3 separate regions of the Homo sapiens genome follow, and all the other regions are linked to region 3. The links are chromatin contacts, found by Hi-C or POLR2A ChIA-PET in ENCODE. All regions are on one chromosome and are shown on one strand. Each heading gives the region's core, a stretch centred on a gene start or an enhancer-like site at or near the end of the contact. The rest is flanking DNA. Distances are from core to core; before and after follow the strand shown.

Region 1 (2,856 bases), core at 10-2,509, 4.8 Mb before region 3:
GGAAGCTTTATTATTTTTTCAATTATTTTTAAGACAGGAGGAGACAAATTCTGACAAGAATTGAGCTAATAGAAAGAGAGGGGTTAAAAATGCAAGAGGATATTGGATGGAGTTGGGATCCTGAGAAGGCAGGATCCAGTGGTTAAGTAAAAGGATTGCAGGATTGCGTTTAAGCCTGTGGATGGACACCTCTTTGCATTATTATAGGAAGAAGAAAAAGAGTGAATGGACGATGACGAAGTAGAGAAGTGTCTGAGGCTGCTACTTCTAGGAATAGCAGAATTCAAAGTTATCTGTTATGAGAATCAAATGAGTTAAAACATACAAAGTTTTAGCATGTAAAGTTAATACATAAAGTTTTATTTAGTTTATAATTTAGTGATTCGTAAAATTATTGAGCAAATTTAACTTATCACTGTTATATGATGATCGTGACATACTTAACTCATGTAGAAGACCAGGAATAACCTGTTTTAATTATGTTTCATTCATTTCAAACACAAGGTTATGGATTGGAAACACTCCTGTTCTTCTTTGTTGTTGTTGTTGTTGTTGTTGTTTTTAGAGACGGAGTCTCGCTTTGTCACCCAGGCTGGAGTGCAGTGGCGCGATCTCGGCTCACTACAACCCCCGCCTCCTGGGTTCAAGTGATTCTCCTGCCTCAGCCTCCGGAGTAGCTGGGATTACAGGCGTGCGCCACCATGCCCGGCTAATTTTTGTATTTTTAGTAGAGACAGGGTTTCACCATGTCAGCCAGGCTGATCTCAAACTCCTCACCTCAAGTAATCCGCCTGCCTCGGCCTCCCAAAGTGCTGGGATTACAGGCGTGAGCCACCGCGCCTGGCCTTCTGTTCTTCTTTGGATTGCTTTTCCTACAGTTTTTGTTTTCCTTAAGTTGGGGTTTCATTCTGTCGCCCGCTGGACTTTGATAACAGTAGGAATGTACATCTCAGACAAAATGCAGATGCCTAAAGTACATCTGAAAGATGATGTGAATAATTCCTGTAGTCTATGCAAATAAAGAAATAATTGCCCTTATTAAAGATTTCCTATAAGGTGAGTACTTTATTTCAGTAGCTCTTAACTTAGAAAGTTGGGAGCCTAGCTTGGTCCACAGGCGCCCAGGAGAGAGGGGCGGGAGGAAGGCTCTGCAGCCCGAGGGGGCGTGTGTAGGGGCGGGGCTGCGGGCGGAGGAGCGCGGACGCTCCGGGTATCGCGAGAGTTGGGCGGGCCGAGCAATCGCAGCAGTCTATTCCCTCACTCTCCCTGGAGGAGCCGCTGGCCCTGGACTCTCCAAATTCTGAGCTCTCATCATGGCGGCGGCGGCCGCGGCGGCCGTCGGGGGCCAGCAGCCGTCACAGCCCGAGCTGCCCGCGCCGGGGCTGGCCCTAGACAAGGCGGCCACCGCCGCGCACCTCAAGGCGGCCCTCAGCCGGCCGGACAACCGCGCAGGTGCTGAGGAGCTGCAGGCGCTGCTGGAGCGGGTGCTGAGCGCCGAGCGGCCGCTGGCCGCGGCTGCCGGCGGCGAGGACGCGGCGGCGGCCGGAGGCGGGGGCGGTCCGGGGGCGGCCGAGGAGGAGGCCCTGGAGTGGTGTAAGTGCCTTCTGGCGGGCGGCGGCGGCTACGACGAGTTCTGCGCGGCGGTGCGGGCCTACGATCCCGCGGCGCTCTGCGGCCTGGTCTGGACAGCCAACTTCGTGGCCTACCGCTGCCGGACGTGCGGCATCTCGCCCTGCATGTCGCTGTGCGCCGAGTGCTTCCACCAGGGCGACCACACCGGACACGACTTCAACATGTTCCGCAGCCAGGCCGGGGGCGCCTGCGACTGCGGGGACAGCAACGTGATGCGGGAGAGCGGGTGAGTGGAGCCCTCCCCGCGGGCGAGGCGACCCTGGGCCGGGGACGTCGCGGGAGGGCCTGGAGCGGAGCACTGGGAGCCCACTCTGAGCTGTCAAGGGGAGGGTGCGGGGGAGGGTGCAGCCACAGGGGGATGGAGGTGACTGAGCTGTCAGCGGTGGAAAGGGGGTGGGGAGGAGAAGGAGGGGAGAGGAGAGCGGAGAGCATGTTTAGGAAACCGGGCTGTGAATTTTGGGGAAGCCAGGGTGGGTAAATGATAGCGAGAAAAGAGCCAGTGTATGGGGTAGGAGGGGAGTGAGGGGAAATGATTTTTGGGGAAGCTCGTGTCGAGCTGTCAAGTGTGTACTTGTTGGGAAAGGCTGTAAAGCCTGGTTCTTGGGAAGAGACTTAGGTTGTGATTTGGATTGGCTGGGAGGGGATGTTATTGGGGACCGTATTGGCTCGCGGGATGATGAGAGCTGGGGAGGTGGTCTTGTACGTGCAGGGAAGGACGCTTGAGGAAAAGGTCTTCTGAACTGCCAGTGTGTCTGTCACTGTGAGAGAAGGAGCTCTTGAGGGTTGAGGGAGGAGGGAAGGGGAGGGGCCTGCATGAAAAGTGACTGTTGAGCTGTCAGTGGATTATTTGGTATGCTGGAATGACATTTAGAATTGGGCTACTGAGCAGTCAGTTACAGAATACCCTCCATACCAGGAGAACAAACAAAATACTGAGCGAACCAGGAATCAAGTGTTAGGTCTTCTCCAGTTAAGGGCACTTTGTTCACTCACTGATACGTGAACCTCTGTCTAAAAGGAGACAACAAATGCCCTTTTGACAGAAGCGATGCATCAGATGTTGGGACTTATGAGAAAAGACATTTCAGAGTTTGCAGTGAGTTACAGAGAGTTGGTACATGTAGGGTCGTGGCTTGGAACATGATGTCAATGTCAGGGACAGTCTGAGAAAAAAGGAAAAAGTGAAAGGGGCGATTTTGGATGGGCAGTAGTTGAAAGAATATT
Region 2 (2,700 bases), core at 144-2,643, 3.3 Mb before region 3:
TCTGAGACACTTTGAGATGATGCTCAAGGGAGCTGTGCTCTGCAGCCTCCTGGGTCCCTTCTGCAGGTGCACTTGCTTTTTCAATCTGATGCTATTTTTCTTACCCTCTGTAGGCACTCACACGCAGAACTATTATTACTTGCTTGTTACTGCATGTTGCTGATTCATACTCATAGGAAAAAGTAATTTTATCTTCAACACCTCTTCCTTGTCATTTAAGACATATGTTAATGAAAGACAGATTTTGGCATCCACTTTTCTCTGTAGCTTTGAGGCCACAATATAGATTCATTATAAATGAAGATGCAACTGTTATTTTACTTCTATTTATATTTATAACTACACCAAAGCCATCTTGCGGGTACCTTTGCGCCTCTCAAATCCCCAACCATATTCCAAGAAACCGTATTCCAAGAAATGCTCAACATTTCATGCCTGAATTGGTATTAATGTGGCATTAATGTACATACAATGTTTTAAATAACGATGTTTTCACTCATATTTTATTATGGACACCTCCTGATTTCACATATTTTACATTACCCTAGAGCTGAATCCTTTTGAAGACATTTTAAGGGTTTTTTTTCCCCACTGCAGTACAGAATGCTTTTTTTCTTTAAGCGAGGAGTATGCAAGTGAGAGTGCTCTGCGAGGAGGGATGCCAAGTGGAAGGCTGAAGCCTGAGGGGGTGGGGCGAGTGCAGAACTAGGCAGAAGCAGAATGCTGAAAAGAACTGATTGAAAGCTTTTTGCTTTGTCATTCCTCTCAGTTCCTTTCCTTCTCTTCTTTTCCAATTTGTAATTGTGGACAAGTGTAACCTACTTATTTGCTAGAATGATTGGATCTAGAATGAGCCATAACCTTGAAGGTCGTCTGAAACAAACTCCTCTCCACTGCTATCGTTTTCTGCTTGACTCAGAAAGCTCTTTCTTCCCTGGTGCCTTTCCCAGCAGCATTTGGGCCCATCCATTACAAGAGCAGCAAGTAGAGGTTTTGGAATCAGAGAGTTCTGGGTCCGAGTTGTGACTCTGCTACTTACTAGATGTGGTATCCTGAGCAAGTTACCCAACATCTCTTCTGTAAATGGTTATCATCAAAATGAATTCCTAGGAGTTTGAGGATTAAATAATGTGTATAGTATACACAAAATCTAGCATTCAGAGCTAAATTAAGAGTAGCTAAGCAGTTCAATAGGAACTAGGACCCATGCTTCCTGTTTGACTCTGAGGCAACACTTTTTTCCATGGAAAGATACTGTCTTTCTTACAATGTCTCATAAAACCTTTGAAAAAGTCACTGTTGCTGGAATACTGTGTGTACTGCCTTGTAGATTAATAACAATACCTCACATATATTTAATGCTCTAGAATTGACAATGCACTTTCACAAGCGGGGAAAATACCCACGCCAACACTAAGTCTCCTGATGACTAACAGAGGCAGGAAGCAGGAGGAGCAGAGGCTTTGAAAGAGGTCGATTAGTGATGCAAATGTGAAGTTATCTGCACTTGTGAGGAGCATAACAAACATCAAAACCAATTAGAAGTAACAATGTGTGATCTATTCAGGCTTCAGGACTTTGATGAGTTGGAAGTTTTGGGGTTTAACAATCCAGATGGTTCTGATAGCTTTAAGTTTTGCCTCCAAGAGGGCAGCTATCTGCATATGGGTGAATTTTCACGTACAAGCTAGAGTACAGCAACGACTTAGAATCACACACGGGTAGAAACCGGGACGTGTTCACAATTTGTAGACAAAGCATATGGAATCGAGAGAGGCAAAGCAAATAAGTTCTCAGAAGTCAATGTTAAATGGGTGTTTCAATACAGGCAAATGTGTCATACCGAATGCAAAACTTTTAATAATAGAAACTGTTATCTTGACTTTCTCACAACCTTCGGAAACAGTTCCTCATGTGTGAGAATTTTTACATTTGGACGATGCTCAAAAGTGAATTTTTAGAAATGGAGAAAAAAATGAAGGGTGCATTTAAACAATATATTCCATTGTTTCTGTACTGTAAGAAGATGAAAGAATATACCTTTTACTCCTGGAAAGAAAATGGTCCTTTTGAAATTCAGCTCTCTCAGAAGATGAATTTTTAAATATCAAACTCTGCCTAACCAACTGGTCCTAGCTTTATGGATGTGAGGGGTAAATTAGAATTTCATGCAGTTATCAAATATTTTAAACTAATACCCAAGCAGTTACATTTGCAACGCTTCATGATTTCTTAACATCTATAGACAAAATTCCAAATAGGTCTTTCCCTTTTCTTTCTGTGCCAAAATCTACATTTCTATCTAGCAGCAAACCCCGAGAAGGAAGTTGTTGTAGGTAGGTTAAGAGACAGAAAGACTGACCAGGCAAGCAGAAGACACTGGTGGAAATGGCCCTGCTGCGCAGCCATGTGGAATAGGAAGGCTATGCTGGACAGAGCCCAAAAGAGACCAGTTTGTGTCTCACAGTCCAAATTTGGTTGATGTATTTTTGAAGCTTCTAAAGGTTAACTCACATGCTGTAATACATTATAGAAAGACACGAAGCCGAATTTTACTGTGCCAGTCAAGAGGCTGGCTTGAATCCGCTATTTAGAACTGAGAGAGACAGTACAATTTACATGTGTGAGAATGTGAGAATAATTTTACCTTCTGTTGTTTTTGAAACCACCTTGGGCCATGATTTTTAAACGGAGACACAA
Region 3 (2,700 bases), core at 121-2,620:
ACCTTTTCCCAGTTTCTCATCTTCCTTTCTCACTGTCCTGTCCTATTCTTTCCCCAGTCTTTCATCTTTCTCTCTACCAAGCTGTCTTACTTTGCTTAGTTAGAATCTTTCAGTAGCCTTTTCATTTACCACCTCTCCATTCTCTACTACATATACTAGTTATGCCATTAAATTATTTAAAATAACTTGTATGCCTGTAATCCCAGCACTTTGGGAGGCCGAGGCGGGCAGATCACTTGAGGTCAGGAGTTTGAGACCAGCCTGACCAACATGATGAAACCCTGTCTCTACTAAAAATACAAAAACAAAAAAAACAAAAAACTTGTACTTAGTGACTAAAGTTATATGTGCCTTCTGAGTTTTTTAAAGCTTTATTTTATATTTCTTCACGGGGAGAAAGGAACATAAGTCAAATTGTTTCTTCCTACATATTCTAGAAAAAAGTTTTTTAATGTAAAAAGTTTCCTTAGTTCTGCTCTATAAGCCTCTGAGTAGATGGCTTGAAATTTTAAAAATCACAATATTTTATGCCAAAACATTAATCATATTAAACATAAAGTTATAACTAATGCTGTAGAATTTGATTTGCGATAGTAATTGTGCACACACTGTTATAACAGGAATAGACTTATTCTAAAAGACAAATCGTATTATAAAAGACTCTGCTTAGAAATGGTTTAGTTTGAGTTTTGAACTTAAATAGCACATTGGCAGCAACAGAACTGCAACAGCTTAGTTCCATGGTATTTTCGTTTGAAGCTTCCAATGGCTCCTTGTACTTTAAAGCACTTATTGTTGCTGGCCACACCAAAGATTCAAAGGCAGTTGTGTGGACAACTGTATCATACACCAAAAGGATATATTTACCGACATAAGCCCCCAATTTAAATGGGAAAATAAATTCCTGTGGATCCAAACTTGTCCAGTGGTCAAAAAAATTCTATTGAAAATCTTGCTTACATTTTGGCTCAAAGCATAAGTTATGAATCATTCACAATCACCATAGTGGTGAAACTAGCATTCTGGGCAACAGGAATAGCTCACATGGTGCTCTACAGAAAAATTAAACAACTTTATCTTGACATACTATGGTCCATTAAAAGCCATTTAGTTCTTCCCTGTAGCTGATAAATGAAATAAACTTAGTTTGAATATAATTTTTCTTACCGTTAAAGGGTACTGCAGGGAGCCATGGTCAGGGACACAGGCAGACAGAGGGCCAGCGGGACAGGAGCCAAGAGAGAAAACTGTCCCTGAAAAAGGTATCATCTTCTAACGCAAGTGTGGGGTCGTTTTTGGACAGCCATTTTGGACAAGCTCTGGCCTCTTGTTAAATGTGACATACTGAGTCAGAGGCAGACGTCCTTCTGTGGTTATTCGCTTCCTGTCTGATTAATTTGTTGTTTGTTGTTCCTTCCTCCTTTGCTGCAGAAAAAGAAACTAGATTGGTTTTGCTTAAGAAGCAAGCAAGAAAAAAAACCTAAATTAAAAAAAATTAAATGTTTCTCCTCCCCACAAGGTGTAATACACAGCTATTTGGTACAGTGACAAGAGGAGATGAGCACCTCCACTCAGTGAAGAGTCCAACTTTATTCTAGATATTCCCACAAAAATAACTGTTCATGGAACTTGAGATTCCTTTAGGAAAATTATATTTGAAAGTATCACTGTAAATACTGACTATTCCATTGAGTAATAGGGAAAAGAGTCACTCAAGAAAGAAAAGCTCTTACCTACCTTACCTTATCGCTTCATTAGGCTAAGGGCTTCTTCTCATTTACAGGGCATTCAAGTGTGTGGGGAGAAAGTTACAAATGCAGGTAAAGAGAGCAGGTCAGGTGTATGAAGGCAAATGAGGTTCTTTTTTTGGTTTTGTTTTATTTATTTCTTTTTTTTTAGAGAGACAGTCTTGCTGTCACTTAGGCTGGAGTGCAGTGGCGTAATCATAGCTCCCTGTGGCCCTGACCTCCTGGGTTCGAGCAATCCTCCAGCCTCAGCCTCCTGAGTAGCTGAGACTACAGGCATATGCCACTGCACCTGGCTAATTTATTTTATTTTTATATTTGGTAGAGATGGGATCTTGCTTTGTTGCCCAGCCTGGTCTTGCACTCCTAGCTTCAAAGTGATCCTTCCATCTTAGCTTCCCAGATTGCTGGGATTACAGGCTTGAGCTACCATACTTGGCAGCAAATGAGTTTTGAAACGTGATTTTGGTGCCCAAGTCAGGGTAATAATATACAGCTTAAGTCAGCTGCAGATCCATAGCTTTCTATGCCAAATGTTTCTGTCCCCCACACTTAATGGGATAACAGTAACTCTCCTAGAAGATGCTTGACAAAAGCATAGAGATAAAGAGGGTGGAAGGAAGAAAGTCAGATTTCTCATTATTAAAGAACTCAAGAGGTGGATGGCAATGGAATACATGTAGAAAACATTTTATCAAAACCTTGAGTTATGTATAGAACGATCTGAAAATGCTCATAATTTTTTCTTAACCCATCTTAAAGGTTCAGACTTACATATGCAACACATAGTATATAACTCTGAGAAAACAGTAACAGTCAAAGAATTTAAAAGAGAGGCATATTTCAGAAACTAGCTTCATTGTAAAATCTGAATGTTGGGTCCTGATTCTGCTAGGATCAGAGGCCAGAGGCATGAAAAGAACGTATGTTGTCTAACATTGCCTTACCTGTAAAG

What was found. A loop is a pair of places that touch in the nucleus more often than their neighbours do. ChIA-PET counts read pairs that join two places held with the same protein, here RNA polymerase II (POLR2A). Pooled maps may share reads with other maps.
Region 1: a pooled map shows a loop between it and region 3 (2.9-fold over the local background). The contact joins the promoter of UBR3 here to the promoter of WIPF1 in region 3. A Hi-C loop is called at or near these places in 5 of 50 pooled maps. POLR2A ChIA-PET finds 5 or more read pairs at or near these places in 2 of 52 experiments (GM12878 and activated CD4-positive, alpha-beta T cell).
Region 2: a map of B cell shows a loop between it and region 3 (8-fold over the local background). The contact joins the enhancer-like site here to the promoter of WIPF1 in region 3. A Hi-C loop is called at or near these places in 1 of 168 maps with a recorded cell type or tissue (B cell), 5 of 37 single-sample maps with no recorded cell type and 4 of 50 pooled maps.

The regions. Positions count from the first base shown.
Region 1 is chr2:169,826,195-169,829,050 of GRCh38, forward strand. It overlaps UBR3 (ubiquitin protein ligase E3 component n-recognin 3), which reads left to right and starts at 1,260. Exons shown (of 39, transcript NM_172070.4): 1 at 1,260-1,858. The coding sequence starts at 1,314. RefSeq lists silencers at 1,054-1,613, 1,874-2,003.
Region 2 is chr2:171,317,863-171,320,562 of GRCh38, forward strand. It overlaps METTL8 (methyltransferase 8, tRNA N3-cytidine), which reads right to left. Exons shown (of 10, transcript NM_001321154.2): 10 at 1-2,700. Among named protein-coding and RNA genes, the nearest start is that of METTL8, 110 kb to the right of the region's middle. RefSeq lists a silencer at 498-700 and enhancers at 710-809, 1,288-2,110, 2,256-2,305. Within about 2 kb of position 1,394, at least 7 of the 41 ENCODE cell types and tissues checked have a DNase peak (open chromatin) inside an H3K27ac peak, as active enhancers do; they include B cell, where a contact is called at or near this core.
Region 3 is chr2:174,596,434-174,599,133 of GRCh38, forward strand. It overlaps WIPF1 (WAS/WASL interacting protein family member 1), which reads right to left and starts at 1,371. Exons shown (of 8, transcript NM_001375834.1): 1 at 1,168-1,371. RefSeq lists an enhancer at 1,394-1,573.